3 separate regions of the Homo sapiens genome follow, and all the other regions are linked to region 3. Evidence: chromatin loops called from intact Hi-C (ENCODE). Cell type or tissue: OCI-LY7. All regions are shown on one strand.

What was found. A loop is a pair of places that touch in the nucleus more often than their neighbours do. Peaks named below come from ENCODE experiments on the same cell type or tissue, not always from the same donor. Only the 100,000 strongest peaks of a DNase experiment are listed, where the experiment ranks them.
Region 1: a loop joins it to region 3, with 4 times the contacts of the local background. A loop is called at or near these places in 11 of 110 quality-filtered maps.
Region 2: it touches region 3 in a loop (2.9-fold over the local background); 2 of 110 quality-filtered maps call a loop at or near these places.

The regions. Positions count from the first base shown.
Region 1 is chr2:195,495,242-195,503,241 of GRCh38, reverse strand. No RefSeq gene overlaps it. Among named protein-coding and RNA genes, the nearest start is that of LINC01825, 34 kb to the left of the region's middle. In OCI-LY7, CTCF peaks have their summits at 4,684 and 4,888 (motif pointing left); DNase peaks (open chromatin) are centred at 4,871, 7,081 and 7,701; H3K4me3 peaks cover 1,223 bases; H3K27ac peaks cover 1,120 bases.
Region 2 is chr2:196,272,361-196,280,360 of GRCh38, reverse strand. It overlaps HECW2 (HECT, C2 and WW domain containing E3 ubiquitin protein ligase 2), which reads left to right. Exons shown (of 29, transcript NM_001348768.2): 15 at 1,699-1,833; 16 at 6,238-6,340. Among named protein-coding and RNA genes, the nearest start is that of HECW2-AS1, 16 kb to the right of the region's middle. In OCI-LY7, a CTCF peak has its summit at 3,144; DNase peaks (open chromatin) are centred at 3,150, 4,590, 5,230, 5,650 and 2 weaker places; H3K4me3 peaks cover 3,775 bases; H3K27ac peaks cover 4,857 bases.
Region 3 is chr2:195,556,370-195,564,369 of GRCh38, reverse strand. No RefSeq gene overlaps it. Among named protein-coding and RNA genes, the nearest start is that of LINC01827, 14 kb to the left of the region's middle. RefSeq lists an enhancer at 4,710-4,759. In OCI-LY7, no CTCF peak of the experiment used is centred here; DNase peaks (open chromatin) are centred at 959, 2,069, 2,889, 4,659 and 1 weaker place; H3K4me3 peaks cover 4,756 bases; H3K27ac peaks cover 5,781 bases.

The sequences.
Region 1 (8,000 bases), 61 kb after region 3:
CTAAGAACACAGGCAGTCTCTGTCCTCTCTGTTTTCAACCTCACCTTTAAACAGAAAAAAAAGAGCATGGGCAAGGACTCACAGGCTAAAACTGATATGGGTTAATACGCTTTGAAATATTTAAAGTGCTGTACACGTAGAAGTTTTTATTATTACACAGCCATGGGGAATTGTAGTGACAAAATGAAGTCCAGGAAAGCTGACATTATGGTAGTGGAAACCCTTAGGGAGCTTAAGGTTATTGTTTCAGCAGGGCTGGCTTATAAAAGAAACTTGTTAAAGAATAAGACATAAGGTTATATGGGGTTATCAGAACATGTGTACATAAAGATGAATATATTCCTGGCCTAGGGGCTCAGAAAAAGGCACCTCCTTAAATATACGTCTTATTACTGGCTCAGGTGAGAACTTGAAAAATCCAGGTATATAATGCATTATAAAAAGTCTTGAGACAAGTAGACTTGGAGAATGAAACACTGCTATAAAACAAAATCCTAACATTTCTATTCAGCTTTCCATAAAGGGAAAAAGAACAAAAAGTTCATTTTCCACAGGTAAAGGCAATGACTAAGCTGACAGAATTTGTATTTTAATGAATAAAAATTTACCGAGGTGCTTGATTATATTATCCCATAAAAAATTTAGAAACAAATGTCTACAAATCCTGAACTTTGCTCTCTTTTTGTTGAGATGAAGGGAAGAAAAACTGCTGGTTTTCAAATTGGGACTAACACTGTGACAAAAAAAGGTATATGAAATTAAAGTACATTGTTAGAATTTGCCTATGCAGTTTGCTTTGGTTTTTGAAACTGTCCTCATTTATGAAACAATAATAATATATGTATAATCTCCTGGGTGCAGTGAAGACATTAAAATAAAGTAGAATTGCAGGTGATTTCCTTCAAATGTTTAAAATCTTTCTCTTATGAAAAAGGGACTGGTCTTCCAAAGCCCTCGCTCTTTATCTAACAAGCTGCTCTATGTCTACTGTTAGACACTCACTTTTCTTGACCTCAGGTTTCTCATCCATAAAATTCAGGATTTGGCTAGGTAAGCTCTGAAATGCCAATTTCACAGCAATAACTGTTTAATCCTTTACGAAGTCCATTTACTTATCTTTATTTTTCAGATCATAGTTAATTTTTACAAAATTCTGTTAGATATTATTCTTACACCATTTTACAGGTCTGACTTTGAGAGTGGGCAAGTCACATATTCTATTTCACAGCTTGTGCAGGAGACAAAGCCAGGACTTGGTTCACGCCCACGACACCACTGACCGTGTGCTTTCTCAGCACCGAATCACCTGTGTATCACCTGTGTGGCAAGACCTATGATTAACGAAAACAAATTTCTCAACCTGTTAGCGGTCACAGAGCATAGCTGGAGAAAGTAGCTCTCAAATACTATTTTTCATGTCTTTTATTTCTTAAAGGGCCACAGTAAGGCAAAATAAAGGCAAATTTTCTGTTTCAAATGGTAGTAATGATGTGAGTAGCTCAGCCGAGCTTGTCTAAAAATCCTTTGATCATTCAACTTTGTGTGCCATCAGTTTGCTTTTATTAAACTCTTTTTTTTTAATTTTGAGATAATTGTAGATGTACAGGCAGTTGTAAGAAATAATACACAGAAATTCCATGTACCCTTCATCCAGTTTCCTCTATTGTAATTCCTACATTACTGTGATACAAAAGCACAAACAAGAAACTGATGTGGAGACGACCCATTCACATTCAGATTTTACCAGCTTTCCATGCACTTACTTGTGGGTGTGTGTGTATTTTGTCTATGTATTTTGCCCTATGCAATTTATGACCTGGGTACATTCATGTGACGACCACCACAGTCAAGATACAGAAGAATTCCATTGCAAGGAACCCTCATGCTATCCTTGCATAGCCACCTAACTTCAATTCTTGGCAGCCACTAATTTGCTTTCCATTATTTTGTCATGTCAAGAATGTAATACAAATGGGATTATATAGTATGTAACCTTTTAAGATGGACTTTTAGATGGGCTTTTTCTTCACTCAGCATAATTTTCTTGAGATCTATCTAAGTTGATTAGTGTATCAATTCCTTTCCATTACTGCGTAGTAGTCTATGGCTTGATGAACCACAATCTGTTTAACTGCTCATGCATGGAAAGACATTTGGATGGCTTCCAGTTTTTGTCTATTATGAACAAAGCTGCTATGAATATTCATGTACAGGGTTTGTGTGAACGTAAATGTTCATTTCTCTGGGATAAATGTCCAAGAGTGCAATTTGTGGTTCATATGGTAAGTGCATCTTTAGTTTTGTAAGAGACTGCCATACTCTTTTCCAGGATGATTGTATCATTTTACAGTCCCATCAGCAATGCACGAGTGGTCCAGTTTCTCAGTATTTTTGCCGGAATCTAGGGCCTTGTCTAGGGAAGACCCTCTAGTCTACAAACTGGGTAAGGAAGGGAGCCGCTGACTGCTCAGCTGCACTCATCTGGAATTTAGCCTCTGCAACATGGATCTGGAGAAAGGATGAGAAATGATGGTGGACTGCCCCTCCTGGGGAGATAAAGGGAGAAGGATTCCCGTGTTCTTGGCTGTACCCATCCAAAGTGAAATTTTTTTTCACTGAGGTAGGAGGGGGAGGGTGAGAGTGGGCTGTAGTTCACATGTCACAGACTCAAAGAGGTAGTTTTTTTTTTTTTTGGTAATTTTACTAGTTATGGTTTTTCTTTGTGGAGTAGGTCTGCAGAGGCCTTCAAGCCCTTCATTTCTGAAAGTGGAACCTAGTACTGTTGAGTTGGAGAATTTTAAATATATTTGATATTACAAGTCCTTTGTCAGAGATGTGAGATGTGATTTACAAATATTTTTTCCTAGTCTGCTGCTTGTCTTTTCATATTCTTAACAGAGACTTTCACCAAGCAAAAAATTTTAATTTTGAACCGGCTCAATTTATTTATTTATTTATTTAATAGATTGTGTTGTTAGTATCAAATCTAAGAACTCTTCATTTAGCTTATGGTCCTGAATATTTTCTCCTGTATTTTTCTTAAAATTTTGATAGTTTTACTTTTACATTTAAATGTATGATCATTTTGAGTTGATTTTTGTGTAAGTTATGAAGATTAGGTTGAGGATTTTTTTTTTTATTTTTTTTGCCTATAAATGTCTAATTGCTCCAGCACTATTTGTTGAAAGGGCTATTCTTTCTCCATTGATGGCTTTTGCATCTTAAAAAAAAAAACAGTCAGACATATTTGTGTGGGCCTATTTCTAGGTTTTCTGTTCTGTGGATCTACGCACTTATCCCTCCACTAACACCACATTATTTTGATTACTGTAGCTATACAGGAAGCTGTAATATTGGGTGGAGCGATTCCTGTCATTTTACTCTTCTTTTGCAAAATTATTTCGGCTTCTTGTGCCCATAAGCCTGTCTGTATCTATGAAACACCTTGTTGGGATTTTGTTAGGAATTACATTAAAGCTATAGATCAATTTGGGGAGAATGGACATCTTTACTATGTCAATCCACTTTTGAATTAATGGAACATTCCATTCATTTTTGCTGTTTTTACGAATATAAGTAAAGAATACAAATAAAGTAAAGAAGCTTTCCATCTAATTCATAGTAAAAATACATTGGTATCAATTTACTTACTTAAAAAAGTAAGAGTATTTTTTTTCTCCCGAAATCTTTGGGTTGATTTAATTTTCTACATTAATGTTTACAAGCAGAACTTTTGTTTCTATATAGACACAGCCATGGATAATCATAACAACTGTGACTCTACCTCCTTCAAATAAATGCTTGAATTCAATTTCCCCGCCAATGCCTGGTAGTAAAGGCTAAGTTAGCTAAATAGGAGTAGTTGGCCATACAATAACTAAACATTCTTCTGAGTAAAGAAAAGTCTGGAACGCAGATTACTTAGCCAAATGACTCATGGATTGTGGCCCTCCAGAGAAAACTGAGAGCACATTAAACCTTCTAAAGCTCTTTGGGATGGGAAAAAGTGTTGCTAAAAAAGGATTTTTACTATATCCTCCCTTTTAAACAGGGTTCAAATTGGAAAGCGCTTATCTCAGTGTACCATTTTGTTTTGCTAGTTATTATTATTTCCAGCTCTATTAGGTGAGTGATCTCACACAGAGAAGGGAAAATTGAGCTTTTCTGGCTGGGCACTATTACTCTGCCCAGCTGAAAGCTGCTATGCTGGACAGCATCTTTTCTGTAGCTACATTTGTAGGCCACAGGAACTGTGGATAGTTATGTATTCAGTTGTTACAGTCATCTATTTATTTGTCTTAAGAATAAAAACAAATCTTCCAATTGACCTTAATTTTTTTGCAGCTGCAGTTTTAAAGAATTATAGTATCTTTTTATATTAAGAACTTTTTTATAAGCCAGTAAAAATAGAAATTTGATTCACAAAGTTTTTTCTTTCTAGAACAATTTACTGGCATTTATTTCTCTTAGAGACTGGGATAGAAGAAGAAATGCAGATGATTAAAACTCAGGCAGTAGATCCCTTGCTTTAAACCAGAGCCAAGAAACTTTCTAACTATATATTTATACTGCTTCCAGTTTTAGAAGGCTGGTCGTCTTTATTGAAGGCAAGTCAATGTGGAAAGCTCTATTGTTGTGTGTTCAAATACTATATTATAACCCTGTATTTGTTTTTCTTCTGTAAATTCATACAACACTTTGCAGTTATTTCTTAGTTCATATACTTTTGGTGCCATGTGACAGAAAACTCAACTCAGTGTATTGACCCAAGTAACATAAAAATCAAGGTGTAGACATAGCTGGATAGTTCATTCCATCTCTTGTCTCTGCTTTTAATTGTGTTGGCTAACTTTTTAAGTAGGCTTCCCCCTGGTGGCCCACTGAATTTTCCTCTCCTGTTGACTCTTGTGAGTTGGACTTCTGAGTCCTGCAATTAGTGTTAATTGGGTCATGTATTTATCCACAAACCATTTACTGTGGAGAGGGCTAGTCTATTCCCCTGTTAACCAGGCTAGGGTCAGAGGTTATTTTCCTGTCTATTCCCCAGTTAACAAGTCTAGGGTCAGAGGCAATTTTCCAATCTGAACCTTGCCATTTGAGCCAAGAGCTTTGGAAGACTACATAGATATGCACAGTTTGGAAAATATGTAGGGGTAGAGAGAATGCAGTTGTAGACAGCATTTTTGCATTTCTGGTTATAATCAGGGCACTTTTCTTTGTTCAGAAATTTCTCTTCATTATAAATTACTCTGTTATTCTGTTATAGCAGCATGAAACTAACTAAGAGCTACGAAGTCATTCTGTATCTGAGGACAGTTTCAGCTCCATCCAAGGACTTAGCCTCAAGATGTGGAAAAAGTTAGTGATTTAGAGTTGTGTATGTCTGGAGAGGAACTGAGGGTTACTAAGCAGGCAAAAATCAACAGCCGTTCACTACGACAGGTTTTTTTTTTTTTTTTTTTTTTTGAGACAGTCTTGCTTTCGCCCAGGCTGGAGTTCAGTGGCGCGATCTCGGCTCACTGCATGCTCTGCCTCCCAGGTTCACGCCATTCTCTTGCCTCAGCCTCCCGAGTAGCTGGGACTACAGGTGCCCACCACCATGCCTGGCTAATTTTTTGTATTTTTAGTAGAGACGGGGTTTCACCGTGTTAGCCCGGATGGTCTTGATCTCCTGACCTCGTGATCCACCTGCCTTGGCCTCCCAAAGTGCTGGGATTACAGGCGTGGGCCACCGCGCCCAGCTACAACAGGTTCTAAAGAGCTGTTCATTAAAGAAACAACTGGAAAATAAACAAAACAAGTTTATGTTTGTTACTATGGTTTGAATGTGTCTGCAAGTTGATGAGTAAGAAACTTGATCACAAATTCAATGGTGTTAGGAGGTGGGACGTAATGGATGGTGTTAGGATCATGGGGTCTCTGCACTCATGAATGGATTAATGCCATTCTCACATGAGTGGATTCCTTATAAAAGGATGAGTTCAGCCCCTCTTGCTCTCTCTTGCCTTCTCTTTGCCCTTCAGCCCGGGTGACACAGTAAGAAATACCTCATCAGATGCTGGTGCCCTGATCTTAGACTTCCCTACCTCCAGAACTGTGAGAAATAAATTTCTCTTCCTTATAAATTACTCAGTCTGTGATACTCTGTTATAGCAGCATGAAACTAAGACCCTTGTAAATCAACAAAAACAGGGAAAATGGTAAATAATCCCTTATAAACAAAACCTTTTTATGAAAGTGTTTAATAAAATAGTAAATGTTCATCAGTGGCTTCTTGTTTTTGGGTCTTGATCTGTTTACATATAAATTTAGGCGGCTGATTAAATAGTTTCTTAGGTGTCTCAGGTTTAACATTCTGTCATTCCACCATTAGCAGTCCTCACTCCTGTTGAGTATAATGTGTCTCTCTAAGCCTTAAAGGCTGCAGTGTGATGAAGGTGAAGATGCTGCATCTGGGAATTCCAGTAGCTTTAAGTAATTGCCATTTGAGCCAAGAGCTTTGGAAGACTATATAGATATGCACAATTTGGAAAATATATAGGAGTAGGGAGAGTACGGTTTTAGACAGCATTTTGCATTTCTGGTTACAATCAGGGCACAAAGTGATAAGACGAAAGTTACCATACACTCATTTAAAAAATCACTGGTTATTTTTCCAGACTTTTCTTTGTTCAGAGAAATATTTAATTATTGTATTGCCAACCGCCATTCTCTGGGATTGGCTGGTAAATTTTGAGGTGATAGAAGCCAATTTTAACTTTAGCCTTGTGATTTGTGAACATTTTCTTTTTCTTATTTTTTTTAAAGCCAAACTGCTCATTCATCTATTTGACACATATAGTGAAACGTGTACTATGAGGAATGCACTGTTTAAGAAAATAAAGTGGTAAAAAAATTTTTTTGCCCTAATGGGGCTTACACTATCCTAAGGAAGATAAGCAAATATATAATATGAGTCTGAGACTATTAAGTGCTGTGATAAAAAATGAAGTGGGGCAATTGATTGTGTCTGGAGTGCTATTTTGTAGCCACCAGAGAAGACCTCTTCCTCTAAGAAGGTTGCATTAGAGCAGAGATGGAGATTAAGTGAGGAAGCCAGCCATGTCTCCTCTTAGAGGAGGGCTTTCCAGATAGAGAAATCAGCAGGGGCAGAGGATTTGAAGTAGGCACATGCTTGAAATGTTTGAAAAATTACAGGGAGGCCAAAGTGGCTGGAGCAGAGTGAGTGGGGTGGGGAGGTGGGGTAGACTGGCTGGGAATGGACCAGAGAAGCAGCCAGGGGCCAGATCATGCAGGTCTGGGTAAGGACTTAGAATTTTTTTTCAAAGTGTGATGGGAAACCTTGGAGAGTTTTGATATGAAAAGCCACAAGATCTAGTTTTCATTGTAAAGACTCTCCTGGGCTGCTGCTTGGAGAGCCTTCTTTAAGGGGAGCAGAGCAGAAGCAGCTGGGAAGCCTTTGGTTGAGGCTCCCTCTGCTCCCAGCAAGGAGCTCCTTCATGGGGACAGCTCCCAGGAGAGCAGCCTGCCCCTGGACATCCTTGGATCCCCACTCTGAGCTACTGTGACCAGAGCAGAAATTATCTGCTCTCACTGTGGAGCTGGGACAACTGCGTTTCTATCCCCTACCTGGAGGAATGGATGTGCTTAACTACTAAAAAGCACCACACACATGGTGGAAGGATGCTGTGGTGAATTTCGTTCTGTTGGTTGTATAATCTGGGCTGGGATCAAAACCACCACTTACAAGATTGTTCCTCTGGGGACATTATTTCCAAGTTCAAATCAACTGACTTAAGAATGTGTTGCATACTAAGAATTAATTTTGGTAATTGGAGAACTGACTCTTCTTCTTATGAAGAGTTGGGAACATTATCCTAAGGAAGATCATTAACACATTAAGGATTAATAACACCTACTGAACAACATTGACATAAAAAAATTAAGGGTTTTTTTTTTGAGAGAGAAAGTTATATGAATGACTAGAAATACAGGTGAAA
Region 2 (8,000 bases), 720 kb before region 3:
TTCTAAATAGGCATAAATATACTATCTGCCTCTGGCATTTGCCTAGATACCTTCATCTCTAGGTGTTAAGGTACTTTGTTAACTGAGCTCCATTGGTTTGAAAGGTCAGTTCTTTTTTGCCTGTTATTTGGCATACATCATGTGCCTTGATACTTGGTTTATAGGTACTGAGTCTCCTGGCTCTCCTAATAGCCTCTTTCATCTTTGATGACCTAATTAACTATCTGATCATGGAAAACTTACAATTTCTAATTGTACTTAAGATAATGGGTTTCATTATTACCTTGAGTCAATTTTACTTTGAAAACTTACAACATTGGGCCCCTAAGGATAATGATAGATAGCACTTGTATAGTTTTAGAATTAAACAAACAGACCAAAAAATGCTTTGCTACATTGTAGTCCATCTTACTGCAATGCTGAGGTAAATGGTTTATGCTCATTCATGATTTCATGTTATCAGAGATTCTGCAGTGATCATGACAGACATGGCTTCCATTCTTCTAACACATTATGGGGGAGAAATGTCAGGAATGAAGGAGACATGTTTTTGTAAGAAACATATAGCTCAGAGAACTTAAGTGACTTACCCAAAGTTCTAGACGGTATGTGATGAGTTTGTATGGGTGTGTAATGGGCGACTAAACTGGAAAGGCATGTAGGCAGACTGTTAAAGAGTAATGAAAAACTGACCAAAGAGTGGGAATGTCTTTTCTGTGGACAATGGATAGCCATGAGAAGCTTTGTATTGGGGTGGTGATGTAATTGAAGTGTTTAGAAAGAATATTCTTATAGTAACGGGCCAGTTAAATGACTATGGTGATAGAGATGTGGAGCAGCTGAGAAGCCACCAGCACTTACACACATAAAATAAAGTCCCAAAATAATGGGGTGGTGTTCAGGCTGGGAGGGGACAAATAGAGGACACTACAGTGAGAAAATGAGAAGGATTTTGTGGCTTACTGTATAGGAGAAGGAAGAAAGAAGAGAAGTCAATGATGTTTAAAAGTTTCGGCCAGGCGCGGTGGCTCACGCCTGTAATCCCAGCACTTTGGGAGGCCAAGGCAGGCAGATCACGAGGTCAGGAGATTGAGACTATCCTGGCTAACACAGTGAAACCCCGTCTCTACTAAATACACAAAAAATTAGCCGGGCGTGGTGGTGGGCGCCTGTAGTCCCAGCTACTCGGGAGGCTGAGGCAGGAGAATGGCATGAACCTGGGAGGTGGAGCTTGCAGTGAGCTGAGATCGCGCCACTGCACTCCAGCCTGGGTGACAGAGCGAGACTCCGTCTCAAAAAAAAAAATTTTTTTTTTTAAGTTTCAAGGTGGTAAGAACTTTATAATAACCACATATGACAGTAAGAGCTCAAAGACCATCAGTTAAGAGAAGCCTAAATGTCCATTCTTCTGGCTTCCTTCTTGGATCATGTCTTTGGTGACTATCTCGTGGAGCATTTCCTAAAACCAGGCATAATGTTCCTTCCTGCTCTCTTCGTTCTGGATCTCATCTAAGCTTGGCTTTCTCTAATCTGATCTGTCCTGTGTGGGTAAGGAGAAATTTCCCCAAAGATTGAAAATTATGAGAAAATAGAGCTAAGATTGTGACTCAGAAGTGAGTCTTTTCCTGACCGTCTGATGTTATAAGTCAGCTAAGACATGTGAGCGGCATGTATTTGACTCAGTGTATTGTATCCTAGGCATTCTTTGTGGACCACAACTCCCGCACCACCACTTTCATTGATCCCCGGCTCCCACTTCAGAGCAGTAGACCCACAAGTGCGCTGGTTCATCGGCAACACCTGACAAGGCAACGCAGCCACAGTGCGGGTGAGGTGAGTCATGCGTTTTGGGGACTGACCTGTTGGTTGATAGAAGCTTCTAGTATGTGATGGTTTGAGGAATTTGACTGATTTTTTTAAAGCATTTTTTCTTTTTTTTTTTTTTGAGTTTGATTTAGAGGCTGAAAAGCTTTCGAATGTTGACAGGGCTTCTCTGGAAATACATACAGCCTAAATCACAAATTTAAAAAGGTAGGATATATGAGGCAAAACTGACGAAATTTAAGATTTTTTGACTCAGAGGAAGGTGAGAGGGTGTTGATAATGTACTAAAATGTTCGAGACAGGAAGATGATAAGCCCATTTGCACACCCATTTTCAGCCTCACAGGAAGAAATGAATATAACTTGGTTAAATGTGGAATTTCTTTATATATATATATATATATTTTTTAATTATACTTTAAGTTCTAGGGTACACGTGCACAATGTGCAGGTTTGTTACATTTGTATACATGTGCCATGTTGGTGTGCTGCACCCATTAACTCATCATTTACATTAGGTATATCTCCTAATGCTATCCCTCCCCCCTCCCCCCACCCCATAACAGGCCCCGGTGTGTGATGTTCCCCTTCCTGTGTCCAAGTGTTCTCACTGTTCAATTCCCACCTATGAGTGAGAATATGCGGTGTTTGGTTTTTTGTTCTTGTGATAGTTTGCTGAGAATGATGGTTTCCAGCTTCACCCATGTCCCTACAAAGGACATGAACTCATCATTTTTTATGGCTGCGTAGTATTCCATGGTGTATATATGTGCCACGTTTTCTTAATCCAGTCTATCATTGTTGGACATTTGGATTGGTTCCAAGTCTTTGCTATTGTGAGTAGTGCCACAGTAAACATACGTGTGCATGTGTCTTTATAGCAGCATGATTTATAGTCCTTTGGGTATATACCCAGTAATGGGATGGCTGGGTCAAATGGTATTTCTAGTTCTAGATCCCTGAGGAATCGCCACACTGTCTTCCACAATAGTTGAGCTAATTTACAGTCCCACCAACAGTGTAAAAGTGTTCCTATTTCTCCACATCCTCTCCAGCACCTATTGTCTCCTGACTTTTTAATGATTGCCATTCTAACTGGTATGAGATGATAGAATTTCTTAAGTGAAGTTTTCTATATTACATTAAAATATCCATCCAGGGATATGGGATTATGGAATCCTCACTAGTATTCTTTAAAATTAGGATATTTTTGAGAGAGTTGATTTATATACTTTATGTGCCTGGAGAAAAAGGGCTGAACTAAGAATTACTAAAAACTGCTCTACTTTACCGATTTGCAGGGACCAATGGTAACCACACGAGGGCCCTCTAATATCCTAACCAAAAAAAAGAACAAACCTTGTTTCAGTTCTTCCTTTTGCAGCTTCAATATATAAAAGAAATGTCTTAAGTCAAGTTTTCTTCTCCTTCATATGGGCTTATGATTTGATTATATACCATCACTTGATTTACATTGTTTCTGAAAATTCCCTTAGACAATAGAATTTGGATCCTTTACCCACCTTTACATGCCTTTTCTGTGTCTATGTGCATGTCATATTTTCAGTATTATATTGTACATCAAATATCTTTGTAGCCATATATTTTGTATAAGAAAAAATATGAATACAATAAATAACTGGATCTGATTCATCAAAATTCTACTCTTGGAATTTCCCCTCGTGATTTATATACTTGCTCCAATGCATCATGTGTTTGCTGGTTGTAAGTGCAGATATAGAAGGGTGCACATGAGAAGCTCATATAAAAATGATATACAAATATATTACAGGATGAGGTATGTGCAAAAATTTTTCTGTTTTATGAGTAGCTAATAAATCTTTACCTTGCTGTCATGTAACCCATTAGTGGTGAACTGAATGGCACTAACAACATTCATCTTAAAAGCAGAACAGACCTCTCACCTTTGGACCTTGTGTGCGATGTGTAGCACAATTAGGGCTCTGTCTGATATTTTATTGCATAGCCCGTGCCCTTTAACCACTCACCTTATCATGACTTCACAGTATGAAGCTGGCTGTTTGGTCTAGTTAGGACTATTTTTCTGGGAAAACATGCATGAGATTAATAGCTATACTTTCATTTTCTTTCAACCCCTCTACCTTAAAACATGAATATTTTCATGGTCTAGTAGTAGTAGCCTTTATGAGAGAGGGACCCTAAGGGATACATTAAGACTTTTCCTCCTATGGCTGGAAACTGAGCAGTGGCCCAGAGATAAGTCCATACAGACTGAGTGTCCAGCCCTCCACATTGTTAAACCTTCCGGGGGAGTGTCCTTTCTGACACAGCTGTTGGAAGCATGCACATCCTGAAGTGCTGCCCATCAGAGGGATTGCCCACTGTCCGCTGGTCTGGTTGCAAAGACTGAGGTCTTAGGGAGAAGACCTTTGGCTTTTCTGGGAAATGATGAGACATGGCAACATACTGTGAGGAGAGAAAGTATATATTGGAGTGTTGAAATGATAAGTTATCTGACTAACAATCTGTACTTAGTGATCAGATCTCCCCAGAGAATAGCTGTATTCATTCCTCAAAGCCAGTAACTCAAGAGAAGCAGGATGAGAAGACTTCTAGTTACATACATGAGTCATTTGAGCCACTGTCTTATATTCCTTCAGCAAATATTCCATTCAGTAGAAATATTGATGTCTTTTCCATCTAACAAGTTAACACCAAACACCTGCTACAATGAAGAAACATAGTGGTTGCTGTTATGAGGGATGCAAATAAATAACACATTTCCTGCATTCTTTTTTTTTTTTTAAGACAGAGTCTTGCTTTGTCGCCAGGCAGGAGTGCAGTGGTGCGATCTTTGCTCACTGCAACCACCACCTCCCGGGTTCAAGAGATTCTCCTGCCTCAGCCTCCCGAGTAGCTGGGACTACAGGCACCTGCCACCGCGCCCGGCTAATTTTTGTATTTTTAGTAGAGATGGGGTTTCACCATGTTGGCCAGGATGGTCTCGATCTGTTGACCTTGTAATCCGCCCGCCTTGGCCACCCAAAGTGCTGGGATTATAGGTGTGAGCCACCGTGCCTGGCCCACACATTTCCCGCATTCTTAATAGGAAAGGAAAATATGAAACCCTACTACAAATGAATAAAAATATGAACGAAAAATGCTTTGTAAATTTTCTTTTTTAATAGTTGGGAAAGAAAAATATACCTTTAGATAATCATGTTTTCTTCTTTTTATTTATATCTTTCCAGCTTTAGTGAGGTATAATTGACAAATAATATAAACTGTTCACAATGGCAGCTGCTTGTTCTGTTTGTTCTGTGGGAGCTCAGAGGAGGTTGTATTTAACTTGGGCTTGAAGGAGAGGGAAGACCTTGTCGAGGAGGGGCTGTTTGAACTACGCTTTGAAGAATGAGTGAGAGCATTCTTGAAGGACAAGCAAGCGGTGGAGGGTGGGGAGGATATTTCCAGCATTAGAGTCTTTAGAAAAATCCTCAGCAAATACCCAAGTGATGCAACATGATAAAAGGGCTGCAAATGGTTGTGGGTGGAATAAAACTCTCTTTTCAAAATCCCAGTTTATAAATCCAGTACAGTGTGTTATTTTTTCTTATTCTCTCTTATACTGCTGTTCTGCTATTGTCTCAAAAGATTTCTGTAATATGGGGGAAAATGCTAAAGCAGAAGCAAAAACAACATTAGAGTTTTCTGGTAAGGCTGTTAATGGGTATTTTTGGTTATCTACTTGTGTGTATGAGTTTCTAAATCTATATTAGGTGCAATAAATAATTCTGGTTAGGACAACCCTATTTAGCTCCTCCACACCTGCTCCTATTAGCACCCTGGTGTGGGAGGCTCAAACCAGAAAGATCTGTTGTACCAGGTGTTCTAATAGGCATGGAGAATTGCTCCTGAGGAGATAATACACTAACTCGAAACCCCACATGAAGATTGCTGCTCTTCAACCCCTCCTCTGCTGAGCCAGGGAATTCCCTGGCCTGCCTTAGCCAAAAGAAGAAATATCTTGGCACTGCCCCAAAACATTTATACCACTCAGTCTTCCCTTTGATTGTGTTGTTGCAGACTGTGCTCTGTCAATGCAGAAGTTAGTCCTGATGAACAAGTCTGCTGTTTAGCTGCTGCAGCCTCAGTAATTATAAGCAGATTGAACTACTTCTGTGCCACTTGGTAAAGAGTCACTGCCCCAGCCCCTCTCAAGAATGTGGATGCCTCAACTCCCCCCACCATTTAGCCACTAAAACAAGGCTTTCAATAACTAAGAACCCTGCTTCAGCCCCACAGCTGGTATCTGTTCTGATCAAGTGGTACTTCACTATGCTCATTGTTAATATTTTGAACAACTTGGTTTGGGATGCTGATATAGAGCATTCTGGCTCTTGGTGCAGAACATAAATGATGCTTCTGTTTGCAGGTAGGAGAAGATTCTCGACATGCAGGACCACCAGTTCTTCCCAGGCCATCCAGTACATTCAATACAGTCAGTAGGCCACAGTACCAGGACATGGTTCCAGTGGGTATGTCATCCCTTTCCAGAAATCATCTGTCCTTTTGTGCCATTATCTGTACCATGTACACTGTGCTGATACTTCCCCTGTTGTTAGCCTGCTACTTTTTGCCCTATATTGAGAAATTGCTGCATTATCCTTAAGAAATGTATAACAAAATCCTACAGACTTGAGTCTCAAAGGGCTTCTGTCTTGTAATATCCTAAAGGATGAGATTGTTTTTTAATACCACCCTACCTTTCCTGAGTAGAGGTATCATATTAGATTATTGAAGTTAAGGAAAAATAATTTATTAAGGTAATACATTATGCAATCATTATAAATTAAGAATTTGGACTAGCATATACTTAGTATATATTTAAGGCCAAGACAGAATTTAAATGGTGTGTGAATCTGTAGCAGCCTCACAAAATAAACAATCAAAGAGAGCACATTCTTAAGGGCTTTTGTCACAAATAGAAGGCAGCAAGAACCTCTAAAATAGTAAAATAAAAATAAATGAGTGTGGGAGAAAGGCCTGAAAAACAACTTGAGTTGTTATTAAAAGGATGAGGTTGAAGTAGATCAGTGGTTGCCAAACCTGGAGCGCCTGAGGCAGGTGGAGTGGACAGACTGGTGGGAGGCCATATGGGCTCCGTGCTCCGTCTTAAATTAGACTAGGTTGGCTGGGCGCAGTGGCTCACGCCTGTAACCCCAGCACTTTGGGAGGCCGAGATGGGCAGATCACAAGGTCGACAGATCAAGACCATCCTGGCTAACACGGTGAAACCCCGTCTCTACTAAAAATACAAAAAATTAGCCAGGCATGGTGGCACGCACCTGTAGGCCCAGTTACTCTGGAGGCTGAGACAGGAGAATCACTTGAACCTGGGAGGCAGAGGTTCCAGTGAGCCGAGATTGCACCACTGCACTCCAGCCTAGGGACAGAGCAAGACCCAATCTCAAAAAAAAAAAAAAAAAAAAAAAAAAAAAAAAAAAAATTAGACCAGCTCTCCATTTATCTTTGTTTTAAAACGTCTTCTTTAAATTAAAAAAAAAATGTCATGAAATTCAATGTAATGCCCATGACCTAAGAAGCTTGACCTCTGGATAAGAAGAAATGTAGGGTTGAAGTCTAACAGTCTAGGTTTTTTTTTATGTTATTACTAATATGACACTAAATACTGCACATGGAATTTTAAAGCACTATAAAATTGTTGCTTAGACAGTTATGTGGGCTCTGAGCTCAGACGCACTATAAACCCCGATTCAATAATTATCCAAGTGTCTTCATTATTCATATATAGTGAAACGTGCACTTAGGGAACATTTGAGTTGACAATGGTATTCCATTTTAGCAGGTAGTATTTCTTTAAAATTGTTATTGTATATATAAATATACATAACTAAAATAGATATGTTATAGGCAATATGATGCAGGTAAGATTGGAAATGGCAGATCTCTACAGAATTATTATACTTCTTTTGTTTAATTATTTGTTAAAGAAAGGCATGTATCTTGATAATATCCTATACCAGAATCTCTGATGTTTAAGAATTTAGACACTCTGTCCTAGTTCTGTGAATTTAAATATATTTGTGCCTATTTATGATTATCAACAAATATAATCAAGATGAATCATCTTAAGTAAACAAATTCATTTTCTTGACAAAAGAGTATTAACGGTAT
Region 3 (8,000 bases):
TTTGAGTTCTTACACAACATCCAAGTGTTAGGGAGGAGAAATAATTCTCAAACTATTTCTCTCCTGACGTATGCTCAAATTGAAACAACATCTTTTGCTAAGGCTGAACCCAGTACCTTACATGTGTCATTTAAACCCTCTCAGGGAAGTTTTAGGATGGCTGTGCAAAACCACTGCGATGTAACTGAAGGAGCAAAATCTTCACGTCTGCACTTTGACCTACCTGGGCTGGCCTTGAGACCACCTGATATAATCCATGTGTGAAATCATTCTCCTGCTTTAGTATATAAGGCTGTGTGACACTTACCACCATGGATCAGAATTACTTTATTTTTCGGCTGGGCGAGGTGGCTCACGCCAGCAATCCCAGCACTTTGGGAGGCTGAGGCTGGCGGATCACTTGAGGTCAGGAGTTGAAGACCAGCCTGGCCAACATGGTGAAACCCCATCTCTACTAAAATATAAAAATTAGCCAGGCGTGGTGGCGGGTGCCTGTAATCCCAGTCACTCGGGTGGCTGAGGCAGAAGAATCACTTGAACCCCGGGAGGCGGAGGTTGCAGTGAGTGGAGATCACGCCACTGCACTCCAGCCTGGGTGACAGAGTGAGACTCCGTCTCAAAAACAAACAAACAAACAAACAAAGAATTACTTTATCTTTTATGCTTTTTTTTTTTTTTTTTTTTTTTTTAATAGAGACAGTGTCTGTGTTGCCCACGCTGGTCTGGAACTCCTGGGCTCAAGCAATCCTCCCGCCTCGCCTCCCCAAGTGCTAGAATTACAGGTGTGAGCCCCATGCCCAGCCTATTTTTTAATGTTTTAAAAATATATATATATAATGACCAGCATGATTTTCTTCATATTGCTGACAGAGGAGAGCAAAGTAAGTTGACTCTAAACAACAGGGGTTTGAACTGCGCAGGCTTGCTTATACGCGGATTCTTTTCAACCAAATGCTGATGGAAAACAGCATTGGTGGGATAGGAACCCTGTGTGTATGGAGGGCCAGCATTTCACATTCACAGCTTGGGCAGGGTCAACTGCAAGACTTGTGTATGTGCGGATTTGACGTTGTGCGGGGGCGGGGGGGGCGGAGGGGCCGGGGAGGTGTGGGGGGCGGGGGAGGTGTGGGGGCGGGGGATGGGGGGATGGGGAGGGGCGGGGGGCCCTAGGGGGTGGGGAGAGGCGGGGTGGGGAGCGGGTGGGGGGTGGCGGTGGGTGGAGAGGGCGGGGGAAGTGGGGGGAGGGGGGCGGGGGGGTGCGCGGTGTCCTGGGACTCATCCCTGTTACCCGCCTACCCTAAGGCCACGCACACCCAGGGACTGCTAGAATTCAATGAAGCAGGAGTTCTCAACACACGGTCACCCGTGAGCGTGTTACAGCTAATTCTTGGACCACATTCTAGACCTACGGAGTCAGAAATAGTGTGGGGCTCAGCAATCTGTATTTTAACAATCCTTAAAGCTTGAGAAACACTTCTGTTTAGGAATACTTTAAGTGTGGGACTAAGTACCATGAAATATCTTGCCTTGCTTTTGTGTTATCTCTGATCTTATAATGAAAGTATATTTACTCAATATATTTACACACTTCTGAGTGATTATTTTGAAAAGTCAGCTTCCTAGGCTGCTTGCATCAGAATCACATGGAAGATGTGTTAGAATCCAGATTCCCTGATCTCTCTGAAAGCAGGGCCTGGAAATCGGCATGTGAAACACATATCCTAACACATTTTCACATACACAGATGTTCCCGCTCCAGCGCTGTGGAGTTATTGAGACAGGTTCTTATTCTATCTTCTTATATTTTTGTTTTGGCATTTTCTTATTGTCTCTGCTGTTTCTCTGCCATCATCACTGTTATCCTTGGGAAAGAGCAGGCGATGTTGACTGATAGTGGTGGAACTGGGGAAGGTGATAATACAAGTAATACAATTTTTGCGAATTTGTTTTATCTACTTAAAACGGCTCTCTCCAGACCAATTTGCATGAAAAACAGGAAGCTGACTAAATTGAAAGAAAATGCTAAATCTTCAGGTTGCACCTTCATATCAAGAAAAATTCTATTAGGTACACACACAAGTAGGTAAAAACAGCAGGAGGCTAGTGAGGAGGTTGTGCAGTGGCCTCCCACACCTCCCACACATCTGCTTCTGCTTTTGTGCTGTACTCTCGGAGAGCTCCTACTGACCCAAATACCAATCCGGTGGACTCTTAATGTCTTTTTTTTTTTTTTTTTTTTTTTTTTTTTGAGACAGGGTGTCACTCTGTTGCCCAGGCTGGAGTGCAGTGGCCAGATCTCCGCTCACTGCAACCTCCACCTCCTGGGTTTAAGCAGTTCTCGTGCCTCAGCTTCCCGAGTAGCTGGGATTACAGGCACACTCCACCATGCCTGGCTAATTTTTGTACTTTTAGTAGAGTCAGGGCTTCACCATGTTGGCCAGGCTGGTCTTGAACTCCTGACCTCAAGTGATTTGCCTGCCTTGCCTCTCAAAGTTCTGGGATTACAGGCGTGAGCCACCGCACCCAGCAAGATCCAACTTTTGAACCAACACTTCATCTTGAGATTCTTACATTCCTTGCTGGTTTTAATTTCTTTCGTCCTTTAGCACCTTTCCAGCCTTTCTTATAGCCCCCTTCTCTTTGTCCACTGCTTGTATACTGCTTTTCATTGCGCTTTTTTCCTTGGCTGTCTTTCTCACCAATCTTTTTCTGTCTCTGCCTCTCTCTTTTCCCATGTCCCCATTTTCTCTCTTCACAGATTATTGAATATTTACTATGGGTCAGGCACACTTCTAAGTACATTACATAAAATAACTCAGTTAATTTTCACAACCTCATAATTGCAGGAACTGAAACAGAGAAGTTAATTTGCCTAAGATCACATGGCTAGCTAGTAATGGAGCTATGATCCAGACGCTAGCATTTTGGCTCCAGAGCCTATGCTCTTAATCATTACATACCTTCTTTTCTTAGTCTACAAGCCCATTTGACTGAGCTTATCCATTTTTTTTTTTTAGCTTCAACTTCTAACTATAAGCTCATTTGATATCTCTAATTCCAATCATGCCTGTCATCTGAGTTCGTCATCCCTGATGCTCACTGGACAACTTTACTAGTATTTCCCCATAGGGTATTAAACAGTTGATATTCCCACAACTGAACTCACTGTCTTTCTTGCCTTTAGCTTACAGTGTCTCCATTCTCCTTGTCACCAATGCAAGAAAACTGGGAGCCATCCTACAGTTATTTTGTCCAGTGTACTCTACCTCCTGATCATTTTTGTTTCATTTCTGTTCCTTTCTCTTCTTCCCTTCTGCCACCACAACTACACTTTGGGATTATAGTAAATATTTTTCTCATTCTTTTGAGCAAAGGATTAGTTTTTACCTTATGATATTGTGAGTCTTAACTGATGAGGTTCTCTTCTTTGAATTACCTACTCTGATGCATGGAGTCACATGTGAAAGCTACCTATTAAAAAAAAACTATAGAAACCTGGCTGGATATGGTGGCTCACACCTGTAATCCTAGCACTTTGGGAGGCTGAGGTGGGCAGACCACTTGAGCTCAGGAGTTTAAAACCAGCCTGAGCAACATGGCAAAACCCAGTCTCTACAAAAAAAAAAAAAAAAAAAAAAAAAATTAGCTGGGCTTCGTGTCGCACACCTATAGTCTCAGAAACTTACTTGGGAGGCTGAGGTGGCAGGAACGCTTGAGCTCGGGAGGTCAAGGCTGCAGTGAGCTGAGATCTTGCCACTGCACTCCAGCCTGGGCGACTGAGTGAGACCCTGTCTCAAAAACAAGAAAAAAAAAATAGAAACGTATGCAATAATTTTCTGAACAAAGTTCTCTCTTGCTACTATCGTATTCCCTTAGGCTCATTTTAAAAAACTTGCTTTCAATTCTATTTTATATTACTCTACCCACAATAAACTACTTGCAGTTCCCTCAAATTTGCCAATGTGTGTGTGAGTGTGTATGTGTGTGTACATACCTGGACCATTGCCCATGCTGGAATGCCCTTTCTCGCCTCGCCTACTTGACAAATATCTATATTTTCCAAATCTCAATTCAAGATCATTTTATTCTTGAAATTATTAATGATACCTAACTTATGCCACCTCAATATGCCACGTACACTTTTTAATTTTTAACACCTATTGCCCTGATTTGCTTAAATATTTCTGTCCCTTCTGAAGTGTAATTTCTGTGAGATCAGAGACTGTATCTCATCTTTCCATTTTCAGTGGCCTAATAAAGCTGCATCTTTAGAAGTGGCTCATGGAATGATTCTACAAATAATAACTGTCATCCTTATGGAGCAGGTACCAGATGACAATAAACAGGCCAAACTGCAATGACATCTCAGCAAAGCCCACATATACCACTTATATATTTGGGAGATTTTCATAGTTTTGAAATGCTTTTGAATCTTTTTAAAGCCCTGTTTCTCTGCAATAGTAATAATAATAAAAAAAAAACTCTCAAAACAAGTATGCGTTACATGCTGGTTCCAAGAAGGAGGGAAGCTGGGGCAAACCACATCCTGCTTTCAAAGGAACCAACAAAGACCATGAGTAAAGCATGAGCTGAGGCTGATGAAGTGCACCTGTCCTGTGACAGTTCATGAGCAGTCAGCCTCTCATGAAAGTGGCAAGTTCTCTGTATTTTTACATAGCCAAGTCAGGCATTTCTAGGCTCATCTGTGGGACGAGGACACAATAGAGCAGGAAATGGCTTTGATGCTCCCAGTTTTAGTTTCCTAGGGCTGCTGTAACAAGACACCACAAACTGGGTTGCTTAAACATCTGTATTTGTTTCACGGTTGTGGAGGCTGGGAGTCTAAAATCAGCGTTGGTAGGGTTGGTTCCTTTTGGAGGCCCTAAGGGAGAAACTGACCTGGGCCGCTCCCCTAGCTTCTGGTGCTTGCTGACATTTTTGGCATTGCTTGGCTTGCAGCTGCAACCCTCCAATCTCTGTCTCCATCATCAAATGGCCCTGTCTCTGTGTATGTCTAAATTTTCCCCTTGTTTAAACTTTTAATTTTAGGTTTGTGGGGTACATGGGAAGGTTTGTTACATAGGTAAACCAATGTCATGGGAGTTTGTTGTATGCATTATTTTATCATCCAAGTGTTAGGCCAAGTACCCAATAGTTACCTTTTCTGCTTCTTTCCCTCCTGATGCCCTCCCCACTTAAGTAGGTCCCAGTGTCTTTTGTTTCCTTCTTTGTGTTCGTAGTTCTTATCATTTAGCTCCTACTTATAAGTGAGAACATATTGTATTTGGTTTTCTGTTCCTCCATTAGTTTGCTAAGGATAATAGTCTCCAGCTCCATCCATGTTCCCGCAAAAGACATGATCTTGTTCTTTTTTTATAGCTGCATAGTATTCCCTGGTATATAAGTATCACATTCTCTTTATCCAATCTGTCATTGATGGTCATTTGGGTTGATTCTATATCTTTGCTATTGTGAATAGTGCTGCAATAAACATTTGCATGTGTGTGTCTTTATGGTAGAATGATTTATATTCTTCTGGATATATATGGGATTGCTGGGTAGAATGGTAGTTCTGCTTTTAGCTCTTTGAGGAATTGCCATGCTGCTTTTCACAAGGGTTGAACGAATTTACACTCCTACCAGTAGTGTATACTGATTGTCAGAATGTTCATACCTCTTTCCGTAAATATACTCTAATGCAGTATAACCTCATCTTAACTTGATTATATCACCGAGGCTCTTATTTGTTTCCAAATAAGGTCCCATTTGTAGGTTTTAGGGGTTCAGACTTGAGCAAATCTTTTTGGGGATACTGTTCAACCCACAATGCCCCACCACACTTTAAATCTCCTTGGACCACAAGGTCAGCATATAGGCTTTTCCACTGCTTTGTTGGAGGTGGTGGTGAGAGTGGCAAAAGGTGACCATGACCTGAGAATCTTGGGGTTCTGGGTCATGAGTCATCTCCCCATCTACCTGCTTTTAGATGGATGAGGCTAAAAAGCATTATTTATTTACTTTTATTGTTTAAGGTTTCTGAAAATATATTTGAAGTAAACACATATTTTGAATGTAATAATTTAAATTATTCTAAATCATATGTTTGCTATATAAAGCATTAGAATCAAAAGTTTATATCCTTTTTAGTTTTTTTTGTTTCTTTTCTTTTCATTTTTTTTTTTTTTTTTAGAGATGGTTTCTTGCTATATTGCCAAGGCTGGTCTCAAACTCCTGAACTCAAGTGATCCTCCTGCCTTTGTCTCCTAAGTAGCTGAGATTACAGGTGTGAGCCTCCATGCTTGCCTCCTTTTTAGATTTTTAAATTATTTATTTATTTATTTAGTAGAGATGGGATTTCACTATGTTGGCCAGGCTGGTCTCAAACTCCTGACCTCAAGTGATCTGCCCGCCTTGGCCTCCCAAAGTGCTGGAATTACAGTCATGAGCCACTACACCTGGCCTGATTTTTAAAGAATTTAAATGATGTCTCAAATAATTTAACCACTAGAAAATTAAATCAATGTGCCAAAAATCATATTTCAAAAAATAATAAAAATAAAGGAGAAAATGCAATAGATAAACTGAAGAATTAGAAAATAATAGAGCAAGAGGGCTCTTAAAGATTTTTGTTTAGGTCAATAAATCCTGCCTTCCTCAGTGTGTAAAGTGAGACCCATTTAAACATTTTTTTCCAAAGTTACCCAGCTAATTAGTGGGCACAATTTAGACTATATTTCAAGTTTTTTTTTTTTTTTTAGATGGAGTTTTGTTCTTGTTGCCTAGGCTGGAGTGCAATGGTGAGATCTCAGCTCACTGCAACCTCTGCCTCCTGGGTTCAAGTGATTCCCTTGCCTCAGCCTGCCAAGTAGCTGGGATTACAGGCGCACATCACCATGCCCGGTTAATTTTTTGTATTTTTAGTAGAGACGGGGTTTCACCATGGCCCGGCTGGTCTTGAGCTCCTGACCTCAGGTGATCCGCCTACCTTGGACTCTCAGAGTGCTGGGATTACAGGTGTGAGCCACTGTGCCCGGCCTATGTTTCAAGTTTTTAAACTTCTATGTTGTTATTCTTTTCACTATATCACAGTACATTTTGGTCTTTACTATTAGACATTCTGATGGATCATGTCAAGGTTTTTTCTTTTTGCTTTTCTTAGAGAAAGTCAACTTGCAAAAGGAATAGGTTCTGAATTTCCTGGTGTGTATTTAGGTTAGTAGGTAGGATTAAGCATACATTTTATTGGAGGGGCATGATGGCTCACACCTGTGATCCCAGCACTTTGGGAAGCTGAGGTGGGCAGATCACGAGATCAAGAGATTGAGACCATCATGGCCAACATGGTGAAACCCCATCTCTACTAAAAATACAAAAATTAGTTAGGCATGGTGGTGCGCGCTGTAGTCCCAGCTACTCGGGAGGCTGAAGCAGGAGAATCACTTGAACCCGGGAGGTGGAGGTTGTAGTGAGTGGAGATCATGTCACTGCACTCCAGCCTGGTGACAGAAAAAGACTCCGCCTCAGAAAAAAAAACAACAAAAAAAGTAAGACTTCCTGATAATAAAAGAAGGTGTTATTAATAATTATGTTAGGTCAACAGGTATAAATTGGGAAGGCTTTGGGCAAACAGTCAAAAGTAGCACCCTATAAGTCAATGTCATAATGAATAAAAATGCTTCTGGGTTGTCCTTACGTTGTTTATTTGTAAATATTTTGAATATGTATGTCAATTTTACTGCATTATATAACCTAACAATCCAAAAATAGGCTTTTTAATGATCGTCTTCTGGAAAATCCTGTAATTCCTTTGAGAATGGAAGGAAAGAAAGCTCCAAATTCCTGATTGAGAGTAATTGATTTATTAAATAGGTGTTTATTGCTTACTAAATATCAGGCATTGTTCTAGGAGGTTGAGATGTGGTAATAAAGAAACAGACAAAAACCTCTATGTTTCTGAGGCTTAGATTTCAGTAATGAAACAAAGGTGATCTTACTGACCT